7 separate regions of the Mus musculus genome follow, and regions 1, 2, 3, 4, 5 and 7 are each linked to region 6. A link is a loop called in an ENCODE intact Hi-C map of the cell type or tissue named here. Cell type or tissue: heart. All regions are shown on one strand. Region 1 overlaps Gm35425 (a long non-coding RNA gene). Region 2 holds the start of Gm38512 (a long non-coding RNA gene). Region 3 has its middle 92 kb from the start of Gm6639. Region 4 has its middle 150 kb from the start of Gm35255. Region 5 has its middle 76 kb from the start of Gm38512. Region 6 holds the start of Sox2 (SRY (sex determining region Y)-box 2). Region 7 has its middle 35 kb from the start of Gm52623.

Evidence for each region. A loop is a pair of places that touch in the nucleus more often than their neighbours do. Peaks named below come from ENCODE experiments on the same cell type or tissue, not always from the same donor. Only the 100,000 strongest peaks of a DNase experiment are listed, where the experiment ranks them.
Region 1: it touches region 6 in a loop (12-fold over the local background); 10 of 42 quality-filtered maps call a loop at or near these places.
Region 2: it touches region 6 in a loop (3.0-fold over the local background); 4 of 42 quality-filtered maps call a loop at or near these places.
Region 3: it touches region 6 in a loop (5-fold over the local background); 7 of 42 quality-filtered maps call a loop at or near these places.
Region 4: a loop joins it to region 6, with 16 times the contacts of the local background. A loop is called at or near these places in 29 of 42 quality-filtered maps.
Region 5: it touches region 6 in a loop (8-fold over the local background); 28 of 42 quality-filtered maps call a loop at or near these places.
Region 7: it touches region 6 in a loop (4-fold over the local background); 18 of 42 quality-filtered maps call a loop at or near these places.

What each region holds. Positions count from the first base shown.
Region 1 is chr3:35,322,043-35,326,042 of GRCm38, reverse strand. It overlaps Gm35425 (a long non-coding RNA gene), which reads right to left. Exons shown (of 5, transcript XR_880765.2): 2 at 3,355-3,641; 3 at 858-1,680. Among named protein-coding and RNA genes, the nearest start is that of Gm35425, 5.6 kb to the right of the region's middle. In heart, a CTCF peak has its summit at 2,131 (motif pointing right); no DNase peak of the experiment used is centred here.
Region 2 is chr3:35,403,817-35,407,816 of GRCm38, reverse strand. Gm38512 (a long non-coding RNA gene) reads left to right here and starts at 1,867. Exons shown (of 3, transcript XR_389676.2): 1 at 1,867-2,216. RefSeq lists an enhancer at 1,107-4,000. In heart, a CTCF peak has its summit at 2,101 (motif pointing right); no DNase peak of the experiment used is centred here; H3K4me3 peaks cover 713 bases; H3K27ac peaks cover 538 bases.
Region 3 is chr3:35,572,467-35,576,466 of GRCm38, reverse strand. No RefSeq gene overlaps it. Among named protein-coding and RNA genes, the nearest start is that of Gm6639, 92 kb to the left of the region's middle. In heart, a CTCF peak has its summit at 1,805; no DNase peak of the experiment used is centred here.
Region 4 is chr3:35,100,951-35,104,950 of GRCm38, reverse strand. No RefSeq gene overlaps it. Among named protein-coding and RNA genes, the nearest start is that of Gm35255, 150 kb to the right of the region's middle. In heart, a CTCF peak has its summit at 1,507 (motif pointing right); no DNase peak of the experiment used is centred here; H3K27me3 peaks cover 608 bases.
Region 5 is chr3:35,480,269-35,484,268 of GRCm38, reverse strand. No RefSeq gene overlaps it. Among named protein-coding and RNA genes, the nearest start is that of Gm38512, 76 kb to the right of the region's middle. In heart, a CTCF peak has its summit at 1,733 (motif pointing right); no DNase peak of the experiment used is centred here; H3K4me3 peaks cover 940 bases.
Region 6 is chr3:34,646,099-34,650,098 of GRCm38, reverse strand. Sox2 (SRY (sex determining region Y)-box 2) reads right to left here and starts at 104. Exons shown (of 1, transcript NM_011443.4): 1 at 1-104. All of the region lies in intron 3 of Sox2ot (SOX2 overlapping transcript (non-protein coding)), which reads right to left. RefSeq lists a promoter at 1-617 and enhancers at 3,671-3,743, 3,706-3,816, 3,531-3,922, 3,564-4,000, 2,588-4,000. In heart, a CTCF peak has its summit at 2,207 (motif pointing left); no DNase peak of the experiment used is centred here; H3K4me3 peaks cover 1,887 bases; H3K27ac peaks cover 326 bases; H3K27me3 peaks cover 3,366 bases.
Region 7 is chr3:34,230,150-34,234,149 of GRCm38, reverse strand. No RefSeq gene overlaps it. Among named protein-coding and RNA genes, the nearest start is that of Gm52623, 35 kb to the left of the region's middle. In heart, a CTCF peak has its summit at 2,078 (motif pointing left); no DNase peak of the experiment used is centred here; H3K27me3 peaks cover 308 bases.

The sequences.
Region 1 (4,000 bases), 680 kb before region 6:
ACATTAAAAACATGTTATTATTATCTTTGGATCTGTTGGAGCACTAACTTACTAAATTGTCTTGTTCTATATAGTGTATTACTGTAATGATCATGTCTGAAAATTTCCCCTTTGATCCCCAATAGCTATGCTCTTGCATTTCCTAACCCTGTGCCCACCTTAAACCTCTGTACCATAATGGAAAGTTTCTGAACACAGGCTGACCCAGACCAGAGAGAATTTTTCAGTATTTAGACCAATATTCATTTGCCTTGAGGGACTGCTATATTTGGAGTGTGACTACTTGGTTGTGTGTGATATTCATATAGATGTAGATGTAGACATAGATATAGGTATACTTTTTGAGACAGAGTTTCTCTGTGTAGCCCTGGCTGCCCTGGAACTCACTCTGTAGACCAGGCTGGCCTCGAACTCACAGAGATCTGCTTGGTCGACAATGCCCAGCAAACTGCTTGTATCCCCACAACCCCCTTCTTGAGTTGTCATTTCTATGTTGGAAGCAACTTTAGAAATCTCAGACACTCCAAATTATACCTCTACAGCTCACAGATCCTGTCAGAGTTGGGATTTGTACCCCAGGACTCTCTTTTTTATTTATTTATTTATTTATTTATTTATTTATTGAGACAGGGTTTCTCTGTGTATCCCTGGCTGTCCTGGAACTCACTCTGTAGACCAGGCTGGCCTCAAACTCAGAAATCCACCTGCCTCTGCCTCCCGAGTGAGGACACTCTTTAAAAGTTAGCAATGGTCTAAGCTGTTGATTTATCTCTCAGTTGCATCTCAAGAACACCAAGTCTTGGTTTAATAAAAATTTAAACCACTTAAGAAATGGATGGCTATCTCCCTTTGCATACCTGTTGGCTGTGGAAGTTAAAATCCTACTTTTTCCGATAAGGCACAAGAATTGCTTAAACAATACATAGGTGCTGTGTTCACAGGTGAGACTAGAAGAACGGAAGCCTTTAGAATGATGAAGTTCCGTATCTTTGGCTGTCCATGGAGAAAATGAGAGCTTAAAGGAGTGTCACAGGGCCACACACTGTAGGGAGCCTCTACTCCAGGAGCCGTGACCTCTAGATGATCTTCATATTCCTCTTATTTCTAGTGCAGTGCACACTTCCCAGGGGACAGTCAGGTGTTCAAACAATGATCCAAATATGGTTGAGCCTGTTGACTCTTGTTCTAATTGCTGTATAGGTGGTTGAGACATTAACAAAGCATAAATATTTGCCAAAGAATCATGAGTAAACTCAGCTGGACATAAACTTTGATATGCAAATGATAGAAAAGTATGAAACACGGAAAAAAAGAGTTTCTTTTCATTTTGTTCCTTTTATACTTTTGAAAAGTAAGCGATAAGTGCACAGGGAGACAAGCCTTGTGAGAAAACGGCCCTCTTCCCAGAGTCTCCTAGCTCTGGGATACTGCCTCGGAAGTGGGGCCTTGATAATCCTTGCAAAGAATAATGAGAAGGAAAAAAAAAAAACCTGCTTGCTGACAGCAACCTCCAGACAAATGAAAACCTGGACGGTGCCCTGAGAGTTTTAGGTAATCCAGGCTCATAATTTGATTTGAGAAGAGCTACTCCAGGCTACTGTGTAATTACAGCAGCATTCAGCAGGCTGGCTTCGGCTGGCCTCGGCGAGTTCTCCTTCATCGCCCTTTATACCAAAGCTCCTGTTGATGAGAGGGCGGAAACAGTCAGTGCAAAAGAAGTAATTAGCAGGCGGGAACCGCTACCACTGTTTGAGGCTAACACGCGGTCTTTATTGGTACTTATTAAGTAGATGTCTAGAGACCGAGGGAAATATTGCAAGCCACAAACATGAAGAAGAGTGTGGGAACAAAAAGGATAGAGGGAACTTTTAAAAGCAACTTATCTATTTTATATTTTACAAACCTGATCCCAAGGCTAGTTTCCGAAAGGATATTAAGCCTCCAGCTCCCGTCTGTCACAGTGCATGACCGGCTCACATCAATCACCATGCAAGGCAGCCTAGAGCATGAGTTGAACTCCTTCGGTGTTCTCTTTTCTCTTCCCTTTCTGATTTACTCTATTATCATGGGAGTTGACTTGAAAAATATTTTGGACAGCTGCTTTTTTGAGTTTGGGTTGTAGTTAAACCCACCAGCAGGGGGAGTCGGGGAGACTAGCAAACCTTGGCAGAGTCCAGCCTCTCTAGGATCCAGCTACGGAGCTGTTTTTTGTGGACACTTGTGAAGAAGCAAGAAACAGAACAGGCAAGAGGAAGGAAACAGGAGAGCTCTGAAGGGTTTGAAATCCTAGTTTACGGTGTTGAAGGTGGGCGAAAAGTAGCCTACAGTTTCTGCCTGCGGAATGACTGTATTCTTGCTTCTGCTGGCTTGTTTGAAAACAGGTCACAAATTCTGTCCTCCTGCAGGCTACAGTCCTTGCCCTGGGGGTGGGGGTTGGGGTTGGGGGTGCACAGCTTTCATCTTCTTGTTCTTGCCCCGTTTGGGGTATGTGGGTACCAAGGTGCGCAAGACTGCGGAGCTTGGAGCTGTCCCAAATAGATGCCCTGCACCTGATTCTGACCTAGTCTTCATCCTCAAATGGCCGTCCAATTAAAGGTGTGATGGCCACTTCCGCTCCCTTAGCAGGAAACAGTTTCCAATATGCACAGCGACTTTAAAGTCAGCCAGCTTAATGGAAGTATGGAAGGTTGCAGAGAGAATTGCATACCTGGGCTTTGTTTTTAAGAGAGTGATGGAAGGGACTGTGGACAGAGGGCCACAGTTTGGGGCGGTGGGGGACCGTGGGCAGTTGCTGTGCGGTAGAGTGGCATTTATATTGCAGTACACAGCGATCATCCTTGGGAAAGTACAGTCTTGTTGACAGCCTACTTTTAGTGTTCACTGGAGGCTTATGCACTCCTATTTTGTTTGTGACTCTCCTCCCATCTCTTAGCAACCACTCACAGCACAGAATCACAAGTAAAATCTCATGGGCACTGACATTGAAGAAAGTGTTTGCTTTGGAACTTAAGTGCATGCTTGGAAAGGGTGAGGGACAGATGATGTCTCAGGCAGACTGAAGGCTGCACATGTTGGTGATCAGACACTTGGTAAGTGTCAACTGGGGGACTTAATTGGCCTCAGAACACAGGGGAAGGTGACACCCAAAGTGCACACGGTACTTGGTGCTCTGTTACCTTTTGGGAATATCAGTAAATATAGGAGATGTTTATCATGAAGTTTTTTTTTTTTAAATAGACGTTATATGTTCAAATAGTTTTATTTTAGGGTCAACTTCACAGTCACAGACTTCCATCAACAGCCCAGTTCTGCGATGAGTGAAAACCTCCAAAATCCCAAGTCACAAATACTCACTCAGAAGTCCACAATGTAGCGTTTCCACCTTTGCTTTCTACCCTGCTGCCATTTTTACATCTGTGTCTCCTTCGTCAGTCATGGTGCTCCACGTGTTCCTCTTCTTGAACACAGCTCTTCTCGTCAGCCTTGGGGATCATGGGTGGCATAGCATTATGACCTTTTGGGCAGGGTGGCTGGAGAAGCCCTGAGATCTTCTGAGTAGCTCTTGACATCCTCATGTCTAATTAATCCAAGTCAGGAGTTGTCTCCACTTGTTACCAGTTTCAGGATACAAATGGAAGAAACTGAAATTTGTTTCACTAATTATTAATCTTTGGGTAAATATTAGAATCCCATTACAATTACACCCCCCCCACACACACAGAGAGAGAGAGAGAGAGAGAGAGAGAGAGAGAGAGAGAGAGAGAGAGAGAGAGATACACGGCTGAGACTGAGAATCCTGGCAGTTCAGAAACGTGGCAGCTGGCAAGACAGGATAGAAAGAACACAATCCACCCTGCCAGGCTCCTTTTCACATGGTTTCTTTGTGATATCAGGCTGAGGAATAATGAGCAACCATGGATAGGCAGAGTGGAGACCCTGTCTACTTAAACCTGTAAGCAGGGCTTCCAAAAGCAACTCCTCAGGATGCCTCTCTTCTATA
Region 2 (4,000 bases), 760 kb before region 6:
AATTGCAATTATGAAGTAGCCAGAAAGATGATTTTTTTGGGGTCGTTGCCACACGAGGAGCTATATTAAGGGGGTCACAGCATTTGGAAGGTTGCAACCTAGTTAAAACCCAACACCAGTTTACTGAGTGTCTGTTCTGTGCCTAGTGTTAGAATAACTCTGGCTTGGACATGAAGATGCTGCTCTAGATACTGTATAATCTCATTTAATTCTCATTTTACATAGAGGAAGACGAAGTAGAAGAATATAATTGTTTGACAGGTTGGTCACACAGTTAATACAGTGACATTATTTCAGTGCCTTTCATAGCCTATGTATTTCATTCATGATTAGAACAAGGAAATGGGTCGACGGGAGAAGACAATGAGCGCAGAAGAGCCATTGAAATGGCAGTGTGCATAATGACAGAACAAGTATCCAGAATGATCTTGCTAGCCTGGAGCAGATGCTGGCCCAGCAGCTCTGAGGGCAGCATATGACTCAGTCCAGCAGCAAGACACATGGGCTGCAACAGGAGGGAAACGATGTCTTATTTATACAGTCTTCAGAGAAGGGGATGCTCTGTTCTGACTGAGTGCACCTCAAATCTGCAAGGGGATTGGGCAGATGCAGGCTTTGTGGGCCACAGGAGTATGCTCAACCCTGCTGCTCTTTACACAGGTTCATTTGAATGTCTATCACTAAGCTCTGAGAAGATGGTTGGTAACACTGTCTTATTAGGGAAGACGAAAACACATTTACAAAAAATATACATGGATTATAAAGTCTGTCATGAGGACAGACCTAGTGAGTAACTGACTCTGAACTGTAGTACTTACCAGCAATCTTTCCTTCATTATCAGAACTGAAACAAACAAACAAACAAACAAAGAAACAAACATAAAAGCCCGAAGACATCTGGGTCTGGAAAGGGGGTCTCAGAGCTCTGGTTCTCAAGGTGATACCTGGTTCCTCTTCAAGACACCCTAACATCAACTCTTTGTAGACCTGCTGTTCTAGAATCTATGTTCTTACCAGTAGGGGTAAGTTTAAGATCTCTCAGTTAGGGCTTGCTAGTTTCCAGGAACTGTTTATCAAGCAGCTTTGAGGCTCCTTGGGGAGGCCAGTGAGTAGAAGCTGGGGGCTACAAATTTTCATGATATTAGGTTAAACAACTAAGCACTGGCCACATTGTAACAGGGAGTGGTTTTTAAAGGAGATGTGCTGCCTTCCATGGAAAAAGTTCCGGAATAACTCACTTTAGGGGAACCTCTTGGAGAGAATTCAAGCCTCCTGTGATCTAGGAAAAGCACTGCACTGTATATATAATCTTCTAACCTCATCATCGAGAGGAGCAAGTAGCAAGGCTTTAGATGAACCCCGCTCCAGCAAGACTTTTCTCTTTGTTTGGCTTTGAAAATACATGGAAACAGCTTCTGGTTTGCCAAGTCCCGGAGTCACTTAGGGTCTCAAGTGGCTATGAAAAAAAATGTCCATGAATTGAAGACAGGGTGAGAATTGATGTTTCATGGGGTAATAACAAAAGGGGGGGGGGACCCTCTTTACTAATTAAGGGAAAGTGCTATTTGAAAGTTACCCGGCTTCTACTGCAACGTATCAGGGAGCTTATTTCCTGATGGCTTTAGGTATTATTTTGTTATTATTAAGTTAGGGCAAAAGCACGAAGTCAGAACAGATTTGTTGGCAAGTGAACTATTTGAAGTTGCCTGCTACGATGAGCATGGTGGACTGTATGACTGCCTGTAACTTCCCTACATGTATGCCCGAGAGCGGGCTGAGCGGGAGAGCCGGCTGAGCCCGAGAGCTGGGCTGAGGGTTCTCATTTGTTGAAACATACGCATCATTGTTGCCCTCGCCACACAGCTGTGGGGGGAAACGGTTCTCGCCCTACGGTTATAACCCCCCTTCTCTAAATTACTGTTTACTGATGTGGGAGAAAAGGACTCCAGGCATAGCCCAATAATTACTTTTGGCACTGCTCAATAATTAATGAAGTGTTAAAGAGACTCTGCTAAAGTTTGGGCATCTGCTGTGGAGGATGAGAAAGCACGAGAAACTCTGCCGTGGAGCCAAGTCCAGCACACATCTGCCCTTCCGTGTCCTGCCAGGAGAGGGCCCCGCAGGGGACCAGCACCAGTGAAGTAGTTAGTAAAGGACACAAAAGGACAGAGACTCCCAAGCTGTTTCCAAGTTTGGGAGAAGAAAACCCAAATGTGGTAAGTTGCTGCTCTTTTGTCCAGGGCTGCTCCTTCCTTTGTAATTGACAGGTAAGTTTTAAATTGTGTGAAAAGGAATTTATACTCAGAAACAACCCTTCTCACCTCTCTACTGCCTGCAACGCAATACTTACTAAATCAGCAAGCGATTCCAAATAAGTTGGGAACCATAACGGGAGTGTGTGTTTGTTTCCTGAAGGCGTCTTGCCTGGTTAGTAAAATATCAAGATTACTTTTCGGCGATACAAAATTAACAAAAGAAGGGATAAATATTATTTTTTCCCCTCAAAAGAGTGGTCTGGAAGAAGCCCAAGGATTAACTCTTTGTGACTCAGTCTGATTTCACAGTGTGTCACCTCTCACACTGGTCCTCATCAATCATTGACACGGGATGGGCCTCAGACAGGCCCTGGGGCTTTCCCAGGAACCCCTGCTGTTTGGCTGGAAGTTGGTTGAGGCAAAGGGTTTCTGAAGCTGACTGCAGCTTCAAGCCCATCTCTCCCGCAAAGGGTGTTTGCTCCTGTGTGCAGCCTCCTCTACTTGCCTGCTCCCTAGCTCCCTGTTTCTCTGAGTTTGCTTTCTTAAGAGGCCAGTTTTTTTCTGTGACAACTAAGCCAAATAGAGAGCAAAGAGTAAATCTTGAGGAATCAACGCCAGGCTGCCCTATCTTTCTCTCCTTTTTAATATGAAAGTGGTTACAGGCACTTAAAAAAAACCAAAAAAAAAAAAAAAAAAAAAAAAAAAAAACAGAAAAACAAAAAAAAAAAAACCTCTCAGCGGGAGTTGCAAAGTTTCCTAACTCATCACCTAGCAACAAAACCCAGCAAAACATTTGCAAAGCAGTTTCTCCGGCAGGGCCCTGCATGAGTGGCAGGACAGACTAGTGCAAGGCTAAATTTGCCACGGAAGAGAATTGAATGCTTTCTTCTTTGTTCAAGTAGAGGGCTGAGATACACAGGGTCGATCTTGCTACAGCCAAATTAATGTATGTTAAGGAACAAACTATATGGCCCATTGTGAGCGGGAGCTCAGAAGGGTCCACAGAATTTGAGGATGGGGCTGGTTCTCATTGGAAGTATTTAAACTGAACTTTTAAAGTGGTGGCTTTACATAAAGCAGTCTCAGAGAGATACCCCTGTACTTTGTCTATCTACATTACATAAAACAGTCTGGACCTTCTGGATCTTTGGACCAAAACAAAACAAAACAAAACAACAAAACAAAAAATCAAAACAAAACAAAACAAAAAAAACCCTACACCTGTTGAGAAATAACTTGAGAATTTGAAGATTACTCCCCCCCCCCCCCCCAAATAATATCTATAAAAATTTCCTTCAGAAAGAGCAAGCCTGCTTTGTCTGGCCCTCCTCTGGCCTCCTCTCTTAGCAGTCAGGCACAATGCCTGTCACCATGAAGAAAAGAAGCCACTCTGGACTTAGTTATAATGGCCTTCTGCAAGTCCGTGTTAGGGTCTTTTGCCTTCGAGGCAGATAAGAACCGTCAATGAAATTCTTTTTGCTGTACTGTGCACTGGAAAATGGAAGATCAGATCAAAATGCATCTGACTTCTTCTTTGTTTCTGTGGTAAATAGCCATATGTGGGGGCTGGTGAGGTGGCTCAGTGGGTAAGAGCACCGACTGCTCTTCCGAAGGTCCTGTGTTCAAATCCCAGCAACCACATGGTGGCTCACAACCACCCTTAAAGGGATCTGACGCCCTCTTCTGGTACATCTGAAGTCAGCTACAGTGTACTTATATAGAAAATAAGTAAATCTTAAAAAAAA
Region 3 (4,000 bases), 930 kb before region 6:
CATCCAAGCCAGCCCATATTCTGAGATTCAGACAAAAACTGGTATTCTGTGATAAGCTGTGATAAATACTGTGACTGAAGACAACTTGAGGAGAAAGGGCTTTAACTAAGTTTATAGTCCAACATGGAGGGAAGTCAAGGCAGGAACTCAAGACAGTAGCTGGAAACAAGAACCAACACAGGAAAGAAAGTTGCCTTTTTGGCTTGCTCTAAGAGTTACATTCAGCTACTTTTCCTATACAGCTCAGGGACACCTGCTGAGGGATGACATCACTCATCATGGGCTTGGTCCTCCTATGCTAGTCAGCAATCAAGAAATTTCCCTATAGACAGGCCCACAGGCTCATCTGATGAAGACAATTCTGTAGCTGAGAAGTCCCCCCGCCCCCAACAAGGTGTGTCTAGTTGACACCCAAGATTAGCCATCACAACTAGAGTAAGTTAAAGTCAGAGAAAACCAATCCCCAATAGGTTGATAATATAGGTCCATCTCCAGAGGGACAGTAGTTTACCTCTGCACTTCATTTTCTTCTTTATCTTAATCTAAACATTGATTGATTGAGTGTGTGTGTGTGTGTGTGTGTGTGTGTGTGTGTGTGTGTGTGTGCTTGCAGTCCCCACGTGGCATACAGGTACCTGCAGTGGCCACATGAGGGTGTCTCATTCTTCTGGAACTGGAGTTAGGGAGGTTGTGATTCACTGGATGTCAGTGCTTAGGACAGGACACATTTCTCTGCAAGAGCAACCAGTGTTCTCGGGCACTGAGCCCCCCCCCCTCTCCAGCCCCTCTGCTTTCTGTATTGTACCTTCAATTCTTCAGAGCCAAAGGTCTCAGTATCCATGGCAGCAGTACCTGCCAGCTGCAGGGAGGTGCTTCAGAAGGCAACAGTTAAGGCACAAACAGCTGTGGTGCTCCCCACTCCTTTCCATATTGTGCTCCCAACTGTCACAGTAGAGAAACTCAGAGGTTTTTGCAAGGAAATACTTGTTGTTTGTTGTTTTCAAGACAGGATCTCTGTAAGTCTGACTGTCCTGGACCTTGCTATGTAGACCAGGCTGACCCTGAACTGACAGTGATCCTCCTGCCTCTGCCTTCTGAGCACAGAACTGGGATTAAAGGTGCACACCAATGCAGCTGGCTGAAAAACATTGTATTTTAGCACAACTTGGGAAGTTTGGGGGAAGACAGAACTGCAAAATATATAATTTGTTGTTTTCAACAAATGCTTAAAATGTCTCGGATACGTTGAAAGGACCCTGAAATAGCTGTCTCTTGTGAGGCTATGCCAGTGCCTGGCAAATACAGAAGTGGATGCTCACAGTCATCTAGAGGATGGATCACAGGGCCCCCAATGGAGGAGCTAGAGAAAGTACCCAAGGAGTTGAAGAGGTCTGCAGCCCTATAGGTGGAACAACAATATGAACTAAGCAGTACCCCCAGAGCTTGTGTCTCTAGCTGCATATGTAGCAGAAGATGGCCAAGTTGGCCATCATTGGGAGGAGAGGCCCCTTGGTCTTGCAAACTTTATATGCCCCAGTACAGGGGAATGCCAGGGCCAAGAAGTGGGAGTGGGTGGGTAGGGGAGCAGGGCAGGGGGAGGATATAGGGGATTTTTGGGATAGCATTTGAAATGTAAATGAAGAAAATATCTAATAAAAAATTGAAAAAATGTCTCTGATACAAAGGAGATTAAACGCACATGTGAAAAAGAAGCATAACAGGTAATTGACTGTAAGGCTGCAAAAGGAGCTAGAAGGTTCCTAAGACCAGCCAAGGCAGTCTGGGACTGCAGTACTCCAGTCGTTCCACAGGGAGGCGCTCCAAGCCCATCACCGAAAATCCCACGCTGCTGCTTCAGCGGCTGCTTACTCTGGGGAGAGTTATGTTTCTCTACTCCTAGCAGGGATTTTGAAGAGCAATTAAAAGCACATTAGCAGGGCACTGTGCGAACCAGGCAAAACCATTTTAGTATCAGTGCCTACGGTGCTAGCAGCCTCTTCTCAATTACTGCACGTTTACAAGTGTAATAGAAACCGTGTTACATTTGAAAACAAGTTTCACCTACAATGTTTGTGTCTCCTCTATACAAAAGACAGATTCGTTTTGGAGACAATAATTTTCCTTTAAAGTTACAATATGCTTTATCGGAAGATTATAGTCAGCACACCTTAAAATTTCGCATCCTCACCTGAGTGGGTAGTATAGAATTGAAATTACATCTTGTGCAAACAGTGTTGTAGGTAATATGTCTCAGCATGTTTCAGAATCGTCATCCATGTTTTAGGATGGAAATCTCACAACACACACACACACAGTTTGCATGGCCCAAGTCAGCGGCCGAGTAAGCTGGGAGTCTGTGTCAGGTGTGATGGGTTCAAATATGTCAGTGGCCTCTAACCTCGATCTCTAGTTCAGGACAGAAGGTCTTGGAAGACTCAAATGCACAACTTGGCCAATAGACTGGAGGGCAGAGAGGACAGAACCTAATAGGGGCAAGGAGCCCACAGAGTGGAGTGCTCCCACAAGGGAAGGGCTAATTGTCCAGGCAGGCCTCAACTGTAGCCCACCAGTCTCAGCCTCTCTGCTGCTGAGATCACAGGGCATGTATGGCCATTCTGGGTCAAAAGGGCATAGCTGTACCATTTCATTAATGTAGAATATTATATCATTTTGCCAACCTGAGACACACACACACACACACACACAAAGAGGGGAAGACACACACACACACAAACACACACACACACACAAACACACACAGAGAGAGAGAGAGAGAGAGAGAGAGAGAGAGAGAGGAGAGAGGAGAGAGAGAGAGAGGGAGGAGAGAGGAGAGAGAGAGAGAGAGGGAGAATAGTTAAGCAGGGCATGGTGTTCCACACCTTTATCCCAGCATTCCAGAGGCAGAGGCAGGAGAAGTTCTTGCCAGCCTTATCTGCATACTGAGTTCAGGATAACTGGAGCAAATAGTGAGACCCTATCTCAAAAATCAAAGCCAAGGAGTGTTCATGGGCTGGTTTGTGGCCCGGGCACATGTGTCACAGAGGACTGTCCTGTATGGCCTCAATGGATGCGCTTAATCCCGTGCAAACTTGATGCCCCAGGGAAGAGGGATGCTGGCGGGAGTGAGGCAGGGGTGGGTAGGTGGGTGGGTGGGTGGGAGAGTACCCTCTCAGAGGCAGGGTGGCGTAGGGTTAAGAACTCAGGAGGAGGGACCAGGAAAGGGGGCACCTTTTGCAATGTTATAAAATAATTTAATAAATTAATATTTAAAAGGTGATTTGCAATTTTAAAAACAAATCCAAACCAAAAGAAAGGTGCATATGTGAATGGGTTATTTGGCAGTTAAGCTACAAGACAACTGCTTTTACTCTAGAAAGTTTAGAACTCACACCCACCCACACAACAGTGTCATAGTATTGCTGCCGCCATGTTTACATTGTATTTTCTCCACCAAGACTTTGCTGTGAGAATTGTTTAATGACTTTGAACAGTTCTAGAAAAAAAATTCAGTGTCTGCCTCAATTTATTTAACATGTGGCCAACTGTGGAACAGGAGGGTGGCTTCTGATTTCCATAGTAATAGCATATGGACTTGCTTGTGTGGGCATCTGCCTGCCTGTGTCTGAGGCATCTCTTCCACCATGTACATCTTGAGGTCTCTGTAGCTTAGGCTTGCTAGTTTGGTGTTGTATCATGGAGCATGTCTCTGAGCACTCACCAGGAGCTCATGCAATAGTGATTGAATTAATTCAACAAAAGTGACAGGAAGGCATTTCCACTTTCTGTTTTGTGAATTGCCTCTTCATGTTATCTGTTCAGTATCATTGTGACAGTTGTCTCGTATGGGTTTGTAATTTGTTTTTTGTAAGTACTTAATCTTCTGCTTGGTACATATGGCAAACCATCTCCTCTCCAAAATACAAATATATGACTAAGGCTGTATTTTTATGATAATCTTTACCCCACTAACTAATTAGGACCAGTACTATAAATGCATTAA
Region 4 (4,000 bases), 450 kb before region 6:
TCTGAACAAAAGAAAGAAGTTGGACACTCACAAGATGAATGGGGGAAACGCAGGCACCAAGTATGCAGGAGGTACCTGTGGTGTTTTGTTTGGGGGGTTTTATTTTTCTTGTTTTAATATAAAAGTGTGAAAATCTCCAGATTTGAAATACTTACGTTTAAAGTACCTACATGAGTTGATTTTTAGAATAAGTTTGTTAAGTACACTTCAAAATGAGGATAACTAATATTTAGCTATGTCCTACAAAAAGCCGGCTTTATGCAGAAAAAGTGAAAGAATTTTAACGGCAGGCATCTAAGATGACATTATCCGCTACTAAAAGACAAGACCAGATCATTTGTCCAAATGAAGGGTTTATCGCTGGTGGAAAAACGAACATAATTTCTTCAACATTAAAAGGACAATAGAGGCTTGGGCCTGGTTAGGGTAACTGGTACCAAAAATGGGCGACACACTATCTGCAAGGGGGGACAGCCTGAGGGGGAGTTCAAGTGGGTGACACACTATCTGCAAAGGGGACAGCCTGAGGGTTAGTTCTGGGCTGAGCTGTGTGGAGCTTTGTGCAAGGAGAGCTGCTTCCTCTCTTCATGTACCCATCCCAGGAGCTACATGTTCCACTGTGGCCCTTTGCAATGGGAAAAGAAAAGCTGCTACTGGTCAATACTCCTTTACCCCGAGCACTGAAGAAGGGCCTCCTTTCCTTCTTCATCTTGAAACAGCACTTGCTTTTACACACACACACACACACACACACACACACACACACCGGGCCCCCACAAACAGGAAATTAGAAAAATCCCTTCACAGAGGTTGCAGAGATGCAACAGGCCATCCTAAGGAGGTTTTCCCAGGCTTCTCTGGAACTGTGAAGGGGAACAGGTGCCCCTTGACCCCACCCCACCCCATGATTCAGATGACAACCCCTATCTCTGAGAGGTTGAAGCCATGGCATGCCCTGGCTCACACCAGGCCGAGAGCTGCAGAGGGCCCAGTATGTAATTTCTGCAGCATGCGTGAGATTTTACACCACAGACACTCTGCAGAGGTTCGTGGGGTGTCACGAGGACTGTTCTGTGACAGTTCTTGCTTTTGCCCTTACTGTCGCTTTACCTCACATTTCTTTGCTGTTTGTGTTGTTGAGAGGGAGGTAATCACGTTTTTAGATGGGTTTCATTCATACGACCATAGTCTTAGGGTGACCTCAGAGATGGAGCCGGAAATGGCAGCTGTGGATGATGTGGAAAAGTGGCAAACAAACAGACACACTTTGGTATAGACAACAAATATTCATTTCTGTTACCTAAAGAGATCGTTTTACTTAATGATTTTTAAATTTTTTTAACGTTTCATTCTAAACTTAATCAAATTGTTAATTTTTCACACAAAATAAAACAAAACAACAACAACAACAACAAAAACCAACAAAAAAGCAACAAACAAAAAACCCATAGACGTTAGGAAGAAATCTGGATGTCACGCATCCTGAATCTTCAGTGATTTTAAAGTTTCACCAGGGGGCGCTCCCACTTCACAGCCCAGAGGCAGGAAGGACAAAGGACCACAACTGTCTCATGCTTAACTTGCGGGCATACACTGTCTTGTTTGCATTTTCAACTCTTTCTCTTCTTCTCTCTCTCTCTCACACACATTGTATAAAAAAGCCCCAGTGAGCTTACGCATGCCTCCCTTAAACACTGGAGCACAAACTAACACCACCACAAAATTAGCAAACACAGACAATTGTGAATTACATTGCTCCTGGCACAGGCCACGGAGTTATGTGAAATCTGCATTGAATTTTTGGTTGTCAACATCAGTATAAGAGTACATTAACATAGGATATCAAAAAATATGTCTCTGCTGGGCCACCCTGGGGCGAAACCTGTGGTTGCTCTGCATTGGTCTCTGGGTGGTACCAGCTTCTTCACCCTCTGTGGTAAATCTTTTGGTCAGCCCAAGTCGCAAGAAAATGCAGAGTCAGGAAACAGACTAATTAAAGAAAATTCCCCAAGGACAACCCAATGACAGAGCCTGAGAAGGAATTAGTCCCGAAGCCTGCTTTTCAATTCGTGTATAAGTTTCATACATTAAGAAGCCTGACGATCGTTTTGAACACACGATTTAGGCAAACAATAAATAGAACATTTCTTGTGGGAAGGAAATAAGGTATTTCAAAGTCAGAAGGGAGAGAGCACAGTTTGCCAAGTGTAGAACCCCACAGAGTCCTCTGGCCTGGAGTTTCAAACTGATCCAAACCCTTTGGGGGTTTGAATTTCTTTGCTGTTGGCAAAACACAATTCCTGCTTCAAAGAGAACCGGCATTATGAAGGCCTGTTACAGAAGCCTCAGAAGACTTCTGGGGCACCAAATCACTCTTACAAAACACCATTTTGATGAGTTTAGTACAGATTAATGAAAAACATATGGATTAAATTTTTCTTTAAAATTACATTGGTTCATCACATGAGCAGAAGGGGCTGTAAAAAGGCATCCCAGCCTTACAGAGCTCTGGACACTTTAGCCGTGGTTTCGGGCGCTTCTCAGGCAGATACGGCTCCCCGGCATTGTGGTCCATAGAGGACGTGGAATCCGTCCCTCTGCCTTGGGCTTGGCAAACACCAGTGGGTAGTCTGAGCAGAACTTCAGGTTTCTTCCGCAAGGGTGAAAAACCAACTCGTGTGGCCTGGCAGTTTGTATTGTCTGATCGAGAGGCAATGCCTCTCAAGTAGTTGAGAACTTCTCCAAAAACGCATGACAACAGCTAATTATTCATTCTTTTCTGAGGGCCCCAGAAGGACAATATATCTGTTACCAAGCCTGGAGTGGCCATGGAAGCAGGGAACACCTCCTACTACAGCAGTTATCGAAGCACCCTCCCTACCAATCACCAAACCCAAAAACTAAACTGAGCCTTAAACAGATGGTGACTGACCAACCAGCAACCAGAGAGAGTCCAGACAGTGACAGAAACCAACTGGACCAGGCAGCTCTGCTGTCTGTGCCTTTTCCTAATGTAAGGAATGATTCAGAAACCAAGCAAACTAAACAAAAGGCCAAAGTTGGAATGTAAAGTGGCTCTCACAAGGCATGAAATGAGATGAGCCACCACCACCACCACCACCACCACCACCCCCCCCCACCCTTGCAGGAAGTACCTCTACTTTTGGAACAGTGTGAGTATTAGGTAGGCAGGTAGGAATTTTTAATTCTTAAAAGTGTTAAACAATCATTTGCAGTATAACTGGCAAATTTAGGAAGTGTTCCCTTTAGAAAAATTTCTAATCAATTCTGTCATTTCATACAACTAAGTGAGAGTGTTTTCCTCGGGAGTGTGGTCTGTAGCCAAAGCTGCCCTGCAGTGGACAGGTCCCGCTTGCTCTCAACCATGTGTTGGATTTAACTCTGCACAAGCAGAGGAGGCTGCTCCTTAAGGCAGGGCAGGGCGTGTCCCTGACGTGCACGATTTTCATTCCAGCCAGTGAGGTCCCAGGACTTCACCCCACACTGTCCCTGTCAAATCTCCCATGTTTCTATTCCTGCCAATAGTTATCTCAACTCGGGCTGGACTTCAGGACAGGCCACATCACATCGTATTTGCGAGGTGAAGGATAAGGGGATAAATGCCATGTAAGGGACTTGTTAGTTTGAAAGCTTAAGTGATGGTTCTTGATAGGAAATACTTTCTCTGGAAAGAAGCACAGCTAACTATCTCACCAGGGAATGGGCCCCTACGTGAGGAAAAGAAGGCATACGAAAAGCTTTGACATCTATTTCTTTTCTCCTTTATTGTCCAGTGATGCTAGACCTGGCATCAGGGCTGACATTACTTAAGTAGGAGAGATGACCGCACTGCTACAAGGCTTTGCTCTGTCTGCCCTAGGTAAGAGAGACACGCTTCATGTACCATGTGTTGTAGACATTGTCTCTATGTTTCTAGAAATACTGCATAGCTCCTTGAAAGAGTCCCCAAAAGACAGAAGTAGGGGACACACTCCACCTG
Region 5 (4,000 bases), 830 kb before region 6:
GTGAGTGAGTATTCCACACTCTGGTCCTCTGTTCAGCAGACTACAGGGAGGGAGAGAGGAAGAACTAGCCCCTTACAGGCTGCTAGCCTGGTGTTTGAAATGGTTTGACTTCTGACAGAACTCCCCCCACCCCCACCCCAGTCTCTGTAAGGAGAAAGATTAGACTTTATCTTTGGTTCTCTTGCCTTATTTTTATGTACTAGAAAGCGTTTTCTTCTTCCACACTAAAGATAATTTTCCTATGGAGAACTTATGTGCATTTTTTTTTCTTTTTAGATTGTGTCTTTATCGTTATTGGTTTTGGTAGAATTATAAATAGTGTTGTTCCTTAATTTTAGATTCCGGCTTCTCATTGCTGGTGGATAAGGAAGCAATCACTTTCATCTCTGACTTGTACTGTGCCACCTCATCAAGCTTATTTGTTAGAGTTTAAGTTTCTGTGGCGTTTTCTACTTTACTATCATGCTACCTAAATAGATGTTTGCTTCTCCCTGTTCTAGTACACATGTACCCTTAATTTCCTTTTCTTGTCTTATTGCACTAGCTATGACCTTAAGTAAGAGAGAGATGAATGCTATCTTTGTCCTGTTAGGGTGGCTAGGGGAAAGATGTCCTCTTTTACCACTTTCACTTTAATATGTAATAGTGCTAGAGTATGTGCATTCATGTGCGTATGTGTGTGTCTCAGTGTGTGAGCGCACGCGTGTGTGTGTGTGTGTGTGTGTGTGTGTGTGTGTGTGCCCACCTTCTTTAGGCTGAGGAAAATTCTTTATACTTTTTACTTTTCTGAGACTCAGAGAATGTAACTGATTTCTTTTAATCTGCTCTATTGAGATGTTTGGTTTGCAACATTCTTCTCTGGACGTGGAGAAGGCAAAGAAGAGCATTTGACTCTTCAGCCCGACAGCAGCAATCTTCAAGTCAGCTCTCTGCCACTTCAGTACCCAACTCCCAGTCTCCACTATAAAACTAGGAATCTCTATCAATTGCCTCGGGAAGGAGGCACCTTGTGGTGGAGTGATGAGCTCTAATCTGGACAGCTGCCTCTTCTTATCTTTATGACCTTGGACAAATCATAAAACATCATTTCTAAAATCAGTACCGTAATTACCTTATCAAACTGTGGAGATACTTTCAAATGGTAATCGCTCTGAAGTACTCTACACATTTAAATTATCGTGGAGAGGATACATTCTTGGGGGATAGGATTCTTGTCAGTTCATTTTTTGTATCCCTAAGTAAATGCTTAATGTGGATCTAATTATTCTGCGCTATACATATCCAGCCCCCAGGGCCGCGGTGTGCTGGGAGAAGCGAATCATGTCTTCACTGCGTCACTGTCAGAATCCAGGGCTGTGATCCAAGACTGAAGTGCTGTCACCCCAGTCGAAAAACAATCAGACCATGTAGATGGTTAGCTGTCAGGAGCTGGAGAAAGAAAGCATTTTACAACATTGGCTCAGGTCATCCGCAAATGCTAGCTGTTGTTTTCGTTTTGATTTGGGAAGTATCCCCACTAGGTGACTGGAAGCCTGGCTAAGTGAAGAGAAACAGTATAGTTTGGTCTTTGCTTTTGGTTTTTTGTTTTGCTTTGTTTTGTTTTGTTTTGTTTTGTTTTTGCTCTCTCCTAGAGGAAAAATTTTGTTTCCCATGCTTGATGACAGAGGGTGAGAATGGGGACTTGCAGTCCCCAAAACCACAATGGGGCGTGAGGTTCCTTTTTCTGAGCATCGTACAGGCCACTAGGTGGCACTATTTACCCATCTATGTTTCTCTGCTGGTCCTCAGCAAGGATCTTAATTCTAAACTAGTGTGTTTTGTTGGGAGTGATGGTGAGAGAGAAGCGTGTTAGGAAGGAAAATACAAATGACCCTCCAGAATCAATCCGGAGGGCTGATTAGGGGTCAGCTCTCAGCCACGGTTACACTAGACTTGGCAGGCTTGTGTCCGACTATTTTTAAAACTGATTTTTAAGAGCAACATGCAATTAGTTTCCATTTTCTTAAACCTTTAACAAATGACAAGATAAAATGAAATGTCGGGGCTTGGGACGTGGGATTGAGGAGGTACCCTCGCATGCTTGTGTCCCTCTCTCTCCTAAAATCATTAATGAGGTCGGGGACCCCTGAGAACCTTAAAGCCGCTTCTACGTGAAGCTCTCCGCTGAATCAGCCACCATCGGGGAAGCCAAGCACTGGTGTCCCTTTGGAGATGGCATCTGGGGAAGCCGCCCTGATCTCCAGGCCCGGTGGTGCTCCCTTTCCGCCTTGGCATGTGCTACACAGTCCCTGAGGACTGTTATTTATCTGGAGACCACAGAGATGAAACAGGAATTTCAAACTGGCACATACAACTTTTGGTGAGAGAAATTAAAGATCTCTCTCTCTCTCTCTCTCTCTCTCTCTCTCTCTCTCTCTCTCTCTCTCTCTCTCTCTCTCTCGTCCCCAGATGACAGCCCTCAGAAAACACACTGAACAGCCCCAAGGACATAGAAACCAATGGTTGCCCCCACTTTGTTTCGGGGCCACGGAATCTGCCGTTACCTCTTCACTGTCCGTTTTAACTTTAAAATCGCCTTGCACGACTCTGCCTAGAAGCTTGGTAGTCATTCATTCATTTATTTATTTTGACTTAGAAATGACACAACTAGAATCATAGTTTTCTCCCTGTTCCGAATCTTCCCAAAGCTTTCTGCCTGCCCCGCCCCCGCTCTCCACCCCTACCCCCCACTCATGAGCTTCCATTTTCTCTGCTTTGTGGCATGTCTACCAGCACACACCACCTTGAGCTGATGTGTGATAAACAGCTAAATATAGTGATGGCTTTGGCAGCTTCCTCTCGACGCCTGTCACAGACCCCCTAAAATGGGAATTAAACAGGTTTAAGATACACAAGAGGCTCTGTTATGCTTGGGAAGAGAGGACACTTTCTATGTCGTGAGCAAGTACTCCTCTGTTTGTGTGTTCGTGCCCTGCTTTATCTAAGGAACAATAATGACTTTAATGGTTGTTAGCAGATGCTCTGTTAGATGCTCAGAACCCCTTTCAGCCGCCGGCCTCATCCAGAAAAGTCTTTATGTGAAACCCACACTGTGTAATCAGTGGTCCTGTGCGGGGGCTGGGTGCTGGCTAGATGACAGTCGCCGCTGCTCTAGATACTCTAACAGCAATGGCTGAAAATTGCCTTCAGCTGATTCTATGTGGAGAACTCATGATATCTGGAGTAAATTCACTCAGGTCTCCAGCCCCCACAGTCCTCAAGAAAGAAAGAAAAGCAGAGAGAGAGAGGGGGGGTGGGAAAAGGAGAGAAGGTTGGCTATAGTACATAGGAATTCCAGCTCTCTGGGGCTTTGACCACACCAGTGAATACTAATTATACTGAATGTGTCGTCTTCACAAACCAAACACGTATTCCCAGGAGACAGATAGTGCCACCAATCCAACTCATGATGTAACCTGGATTTAAAGCCAGGCCTCTCAGAGGGACAGGCAATCGGGTCTATTAACTCTCATGACACGTGCCAGCGCTTTCACTACCACCTTGACCTAAGGAACACATGAATGTAACACTTTTATTTCATCAGCTTATGTGTTACCGGGGCTGGCTCTGAGACCTGGGTTTTGGAGACATTGAGAATAAAGGAATCGTTTTGGGGGACACACAGTTTGCAGGGATTTTTCTCGGGGGTGGGTGGTGGAATCAGTTGTGCTTTATAGATGTGTTGCTTCCACAAAATCTGGGTGGAGTGAAGTGGAACTTCAGCCAGGCAGTCATGTACTTCTCTATGCTGAGATGCATGCAGCACACCGCATCTGAGAGTCCTGGAGTCTTGTGACCTCGTTGGAGATATTTGGAGAAAGCTTTTCATTTGGGTGCCATGTGGATTGCCATCTTCCTTTTCAGATTTCTGTTGTGTTGTCTTTGTGGAGAGAGGCCCGAAATCAGTGGAGGCAAAGCCACATGACCTGGAGTCCATCTGATCATTGTACTTCCTGGGCCC
Region 6 (4,000 bases):
AGTCTTAAAGAGGCAGCAAAGTACTTTTCCCTTTTTGCAAACACTCTCTTCTCTGCCTTGACAACTCCTGATACTTTTTTGAACAAGTTAATAGACAACCATCCATGTGATGGGGGCTGTCAGGGAATAAATGGGTTTCCGGCGGCCAATCAGCGAGCGCCGGCTCCTGCGCCCGAGCCCAGCCTCGCCAGAGGGTTTTGCATGAAAGGGGGCGGGGCCTGCCGCGCCGCCGAGCCGAGCCCAGCAGAGCGCTGTGCCCCGAACCGCGCGGGGGAGGCGGGCCCGCAGCCGGCCGCTGGGGAACCTTTGTATCCCCCCCCCCCGCCCCCCGTTTTCAGCAACAGGTCACGGCGCACGCCTGTTCGAAGGAAGTGGGTAAACAGCACCAAGACGACAGCTCCTTTCCCCCATGCTACGGAATATTGGCTCTCTCTTGGATACATAAGGGTGGATGGGGCGCGGGAAGCTGGGGCCAGGGTGGGGCAAGGCCCATGGGTGGTTCAGGGCGACTGTCCAACTAGTATTTCAGGAAGCTGGCAGAGCCGGAGGTGGTGTGCCATTGTTTCTGCGCTCATCCGCGGCACTGCGCTCTGTCGCAGCCCCTCTTCCAACCTTGTCGCCAGCACCCACTCACCCCCTCTTCTCACCGTACAGACGAGAAGTTAGACCCAAGCCTCGGGCCTCAGCGCCCTCCTGGCTTCCGTGTCATCGGCTCGGTTCCCAAACACGAGTCCTCTGCCCATGTAGCTGACTGTAGAGCAGAGCTAGGACCAGGCCTTGTTCCCAGCCTTTTCCTAGGCCGACTCAGGTGTGGCTCAAGGAACCGCAGCACGTGTCCTCAACCCCTAATTCCCTACTCCACCAACCTGCCCCATCCAAAGGGTGCAAAGGCAAAGCTGGAACTCTGCTCCCGCTCTTTCTAACTCCCAACCCTGACACAAGAGGATTTTTAGTGGTGGCAGTTTCAGAGGAAACCTTGGGGACGAAAGCATCAACGGAAAGAAGCTCCCGAGTGCAGGGGATGGGGGGAGGGTCACGCAACTTCCTGGCATCCCACCGCGAGGCGCGGAGGTGGCATTTGGGCTGCGCTCACAAACTCCCTCCCACGCAGCGTTCTCAGGATGGGGCAGCGCAGCCGGCATTGCCCCTGCTGACAGGCACGGTGGTAGTCACGAAGGCCCGGCCGAGAGGCGCCGGGGCCTGGGAAGCGCGCGGGGTCCAGAGGTGCAGGTGCAGGCGGAGAGAAGGCCCGCCGAACCCGAGGAGCCGGCACCAAGCAAGCCCAGGCTGTGGGAGAATGGGCTGGGGGCGGGGGTAGGGGTTCAAGAATCTTGCCTGCCCAGGACCCGAGAGGGTAATTTTAGCCGATCTCCCATTGTCCAGACGTAAAGATTTCAATCGGCAGGCGCTCAAAAAGCCCAGAGCCACAGCCCCACGTCCGTTACAAATAGGTAGTTTTGTTTCTCTTGTTGTCGCTACACGGAGTCAAACAAAGCCCCGTCTAAGTTTCCTTCCACTCTCTTGTTGGAACCTTTGTGGCTAAAATGCACTTGGGTACAAAAGAGGGGAGAGAAGGAAGAAAGTCCTGATGCCATTTTTTTTTTTTTTTTAAATAAAGAGCTTAAACCATCAGGGTTACTTATTTTCTTTCTTTCTTTCTTTTTTTTCCCTGCAATACTCTCGCGGCCCCTCCTCCCCTCATCTACCCCAACTCTGCCTAAAGAAAACGTTCACAAGGGTATCTGCCGGCCACGCTCCGCTCATTGTCCTTACAAACTGCCCTGTTTATCCTTCCCTCTCTGCCCACCAACGCCTCTTCCCCACCCCCACATCTCCAATCCCCATTCTCCCAGGCTTGGCTGTTATTGTCACACTCAGCTAACTATGCCCACTTTAGACCCAGAAAAATTGTGGTAAAGAAATTCTGTAAACTTGAAATAAATAATTTCTTCTCTAGTCCACCCCTCTCACTGCCCCAGGTTCTCCTTAAGTTTTGGTTGCTTTAGTTCTTGGGAACCCGGAAAGGACTTATAGAAACGCGTAAATATTTGGGACTCTTCAAATTAAAGCATTGTTTTCTCCTTAATCGGGGTGTACTATTACGCTCAACACGAATCTCTGGAGACCAGAGCAAAGGTTGAGCCAGGGAAGGCGGCCACCGACTTTTCAGCGCGCCTAGTTTCTGAGATGTGGCTGCTGCGCCCCCTGCTGGTGGACTTGCTTTTACTAGAGTGCTTTTACCTTTAAAAGAAGGTGTGTAAAAATAAAGTTAAAAAAAAAAAAACCGAGGAGGATGGAAGATCAAACTAATTACACATAATCTAAACAAAAGAAAAGTTAACATATCATATAAGCCGTGGGACGAAATCATAAGAATCAAATTTAATTTGCTTAACTTAGAAATGTACATAGAACCGCCAGATAAGTGGGAGGTTAAGCGAGGGGAAAATAGGTATAAATTATGAGATTCAAAGTATGAATGAATTATGATTGTCCGCGCGCCACGAAGGGCAGGCCGAGCATTCACTTTGTGATTGTGTATGTATCTGTAGGTGCTTAATAGCACTTTTTTCTGAAAACTTAGAAAAAGCTTATGGATCATTAAGTTTGAAGAAAAAAAACCCCAACGAGTTGATGTGGACAACGGTGGCGAATATTTATTAATATAAATACTGATAATGGATGACGATAAAAGAACATCTCTTGAAATCTTGATATCTTTCTTTCAAGGTTAGTAGGAGGCAGATTTTTTTTCCTTCCCCCAATGGGGATAGTCTGAACCTCTCCAATGTGTGTTTGCACCTGAACTCTGTAATAATCTACTTAAAGAGGGTAAGGGGGTCTGGCTAGGTCTCTTGTTAATTGCTTTATCATATGAATAAACTATGGGAGTGCATTACAGTCGTGTTATCATTTGTGGTATTTATTTGCAGCTTTATTTTAATTAAGTCTACTGTACTTATCAGAGGCAATAAACTAATGGTGGCTGGTGTTTATGCATAATAATTTGCGACGAAAATAAGATTAAAGAAGATGGCGGTAGCAAAACCTATTTTCTCATTAGAATATTTTTAGAACATATTGAAAAAAATTAGATCACTGGCCACCGATTTCAATCCAACACCATCATAGTCCCCTAAGTATAATAATAACTATGACAGCCCCAGCCCATGACAGAGGCAAGCCTCTTTTGGGGTTATAATAGCTGACTACAGTACCAGCAACAATACACTATTGACTAGCAGAAAGAGACTTGGAACAGGGTGCTTCATCCTCTGAGAATTTAAAATGTTGCTACTGGCATAGTTTATGAAAATTGGAAGTGCTTCATCTAATGTAATACTTCCCTTCATGGGCAGCAAAAAGCTATACACTTTTAGACCAGCATTAGTGATTAGCATATGCCTGGAGTAATCAGATTTTATTTTGTTCTGCTATTGGCCCAAGCCAGAAGCCTTAACTGCCAAGCATAACCCAATTTTATTTAAAAATCTTTTACATTTTTCTCTCCTCGACGAGTATTATATCTGAAGCCAACTGACAATGTTGTGGAGGTGCGGACTGTAGACTTATTTTTTTCTTCTTAGTGGCAAATAGAGGTTTAAGTTGCAGTAATTAGCGAGAACTAGCCAAGCATCTTACTATTATGATGCTTGTTAAAAACGCTTCGCTCCTGCATCTGCATTTGAGTGGGTTCCCCTCCTCTCCTAATCTCCTTATGGAAATGAAGGCGAACGGCAGGGGACCTGCAGAGTCTCGGAGAATGCCCTTGTTAACTGGAATTTCTCAGCATTGCTAATTAGCAGAGTTTGACGACCACCAGTATTGGGGGAAAGCTCTGTTTAACCACTCGCCAACCATTCCGAGGAAGAGCAGACTAATTTTATTTTGTAATTAAAATCTGAAAAGGGCCCTATTTGACAGTTAGGGCTATGAGAGTTTTATCTCCCCGAGAAATAATTACTGCCTTGATAACTCAATTTTCTGAAAAATGTCAACT
Region 7 (4,000 bases), 420 kb after region 6:
TTGCCTTGGATGTGTCGATAGATGGGTACTCAGCTCTGATTAGTGTTTATGACGCGGGCATGTGCCAGTCTAAACAAAGCTAGTCATTCTATAGGACAGCAGTGGGACACTATGAACGGGGTAAAGCTAGTTCTACATAAGAGCTCACAAAACACAAGAAAAGGGTGTCATTTCCCAATGCCAGTTCTACTGTTCTCTTAGAATATTTTATTATTATTTTTATTTGTGTGTCCAAATGTGTGTGTATGCATGTGCATGCACGTGTACATATGTGTATGTATAAATGTATGCCTCTCGTGTATGCGTCTGGCTATGGAGGTCAGGAGAGAGCACGGGATGCCCTGGAGCTGGGCTTATAGGCAACTGTCAGCCATCCAACATGAGTGCTGGGAACTGAACCTTCCAGGTTCTCTGGAAGGACAACAAGTGTTCCTAACCACTGAGCTTGCCTATCCCTTACCATTCTACTAACTAAAGGCCATGTTTTGTTGCTGGTGTGAGGAAAGATTTTGGACTTGGGAGGAGTCAAGCTCAGCATTCAGCTCCTAAGGCAGGCTCAGTACTTCAGTACCCCATGCAGGCTCAGTACCTCAGTACCCCAAGCAGGCTTAGTACCTCAGTACCCCATGCAGGCTCAGTACCTCAGTACCCCATGCAGGCTCAGTACCTCAGTACCTCATGCAGGCTCAGTACCTCAGTACCCCATGCAGGCTCAGTACCTCAGTACCCCATGCAGGCTCAGTACCTCAGTACCTCATGCAGGCTCAGTACCTCAGTACCCCATGCAGGCTCAGTACCTCAGTACCCCATGCAGGCTCAGTACCTCAGTACCCCATGCAGAGAGCTCTGAATGTGAGCCTGTGTTCTTATAATGAAAGACTGTTTCACCTCATAGGTAGAGGAGCAATGTGAAGACCTGGGTATGGTGCAGGTATAGAGTCAGGGCTTAGGAGACTCTGGAAGCATTACTAATAAAATAAAATAAATAAAAATCCATATTTCCAGAAGCCAAGAATCAACCTTATTTTAGGCAACATGTTCTCGGGCATGAGAACTCAGAAGTGAGTCAGGAGATGGGGTTCTATTTTGGGCTCAAGAACTTTAGTCACAGGAACTAGCAATTTCCCTGAGACTCTGTGCCATGATTGTAAAAGAGGGTTCTTGTCTGTTTATCTGCATGCATATACAGGATATAACCTTTGTAAGTAAGAATAAAGCACATAAAAAATACTTTCAGTAATATTGTCCAAACCACTTTCTCTGTTGTCTACTTTCCTTAAATTCTGTCACCTGTCAAGTTGCCAACAGCTCTGCCTAGTGAATAACCATTCACAGCTATGGAACCCTCCTACCTTGTTTCCTAGAGTTACCAGGAAACCTGAAGTCCTGGAGTGCTTCTGACCAAGTCCCCCTGGCTCTGTCTCTTCCCTGTGCTTTCCTGTACATAGTGAAAGGAACAGAGAGACAGAATGGTTTCCGGGCTTTCCTTGTGAAGCCATGCTCGGAAATGGATTTGCTGGGGTCTGGTGAGACAACACAAACTCAATTCTAGCTCCAACACTGAAGCTTCCTCTCAATGGAAGCAATCAGTTAGTCCTTTCTGCCATGCTTTCCCTTCCCTGTCCCTGGCTACGGCTGAGCGCTTGCTGGAAGTGCTTGCTGGGAGGTTTTGAAGACCGTCCTTCCTGGTAGAGCTTTTCTTTGGTAACAAAGTTGGTACAGAACCCCTAATAGTCAGACATGATTAAGACCTTTGGAAGCAATTCTTCAAAAGCTAACGAACTCATGTACTGACTTCATTTAGACATTGCAAGATTTCAGGACTCTCTGCTGCCGAATGAGAGTCATCCCTCCCCACACTGAGCTCTGCCTGTCCCTCTGCTGTCTCTGTCCATTTAGCTGAGTGGTATCTTCCGACAGGGCATGTGGCCAGAGAAACAGAAACGGTGCAAAGACACCAATGTCACAAGCCACAGGAATAAAAAGAGACTTGAGCAGTCTGCATAGAAGCCAGCTCTGTGCTGGAGGAGCCATCACACAGCTGTGGCAACTCTGTCATTTTTTTTTATTTGCCTACAGTGACACCTGCTGGAAACAAAAATAAATCTAAGTTTTAAAATACAAAAGCAAGCTTTGAGAACCATCAGCCATATATCATCTTTGTCTTCATCTTCATCATTGTTGTCATCATCATCACTTTGACTAAAACTACATTCCTTAAACATCGATTTGACTCAGGGTTTTGCTTTGGAAGTTCCTTTTTGTACAAGCTGAGAAGCTAAAGGTACTTTCAGCTCGATGACGTCATCATTTTCCTTGGGACCAAGAAGCTGGAATTCACACCCTTACGATGCATGCTGGTTCTAGGAGGAAGCCTTTATAAGCAGTTTGATTGTGTTATATAGCCTTCTGAAATGGTGCGTTAAAGCATGGCGTATTGACTACAGTGTGTGGGAAGGGATTTTGGAACTCTAAGATAATATCAAGATAGCTCTCAGTGGTTGAAATATTTAACAGGAACATATTCATAAGAAGTGCAGTTGCACAAAACCATCTTGTCCTTGGGTTTTGGGCTTCATGTTTAAAGCATGTTCACAGTGCCCACTACTCTGCATATTGAACAACCAATTGGAGCACCTACAGATTACCATTGATTTCAACATTAACTAGGCACACTCAGGATTTCCACAATCATGTGACACAGGGGGGGATTTGAACACTTAATTAAGATCCATTGTCGTCTTTAGAATTCACGAAAGTTCCCATCAACCAAGAAAGCACAAACATCCAGATGGTGCCACCTTTCATCGAGGATTCTCACCCCATGATTTGGCATTTACAGTTATTATTAATACAGGGCACATTTACAGAACAAGATAAAGATATCATCTTTGAAGTGGAAACTTAAAGGGTTCTCTGGAAAGTCAGTTGTGTCGAATGGTGTTTTGCTGGGGCAAGCTCGTGAAGGAACTTTCCATTAAAGTGGACACAGGAGTGAAAAACTAAGGCAGGCTCATGAGGGAATGCTTGGCTGAAGCAGACACAGAAGAGAGGATGTTCTGCTAAAGCAGGCATATGCAAGGACACATGACGAAGAATTCTTTGCTAATGACATGCATGTATTGGGCTACCTTACATCACATAGTTGATCTGCATTTGTCAGGACTCCATAGAGAGAAATGCACCAAAAACTTCTGGTGGTGTGCTGCAGTTTCTTGCTGACTCTGCAGACTCGGGCTGAGATAGACACTTGTGCTGAGACAAGACATGTGCTGAGGCAAGGCTCACGGAGGACACATGATGTTCAGAGAGAAGATAAAAGGACTTAATGGGCAGTGATGGAGGCTGCGCTTGGCTTGCTTATAGAGCTAGCTGTGCAACAATTCTGAGCCTGGAGTCTATGCTGATTTTCCCTTCCCTGAGAGAGGCACAGCCAAGAACTCCTGTGTTCCTTCTGGTCCCTCCTGCTGACTTGTCTCTCGCTGTCTCTGCAGGCAGTCTCACCGCTGTTGCTAACCCAACTCTGTTGAACTGGACTGCTGGTGTATCCATGAAGTACTTGCTAGTGGATTGAGCTGTTGCTGCTGCTAACCTGTGAACGGAACTGTTGATTTCCAACAATACAGATGGGAGTTGCTCCAAAGGACCATTCTACTGGTCTACTTCCTCCATATTCTTTCTGGTGGGTGGTGGGCTAAAGGGGAGGTTAAAGCATTTAAGAACCATGGTTAAAAAACAGGTTCTGGAAAAAATTAAAGTTATACATCTGATTCAGAGTTTGGTCCCTTTGCGAGTTTCAGTTTCTTCCATTAATTTTTTTTCTAGCTTAAGACTTGTTGTTAAAGTCCAGTTCCTGCCTGATACAACTCTACAGAACATTTTGAAAGTTAATGTTATACAGTCTGGCCTGGCCACTGTGACTGCACCTCCACTAAGAGTGCCCACCAGCACTGGGCAATGGTATTACTTGTTAATTACATCAATACAAGGCAGTTGTTTC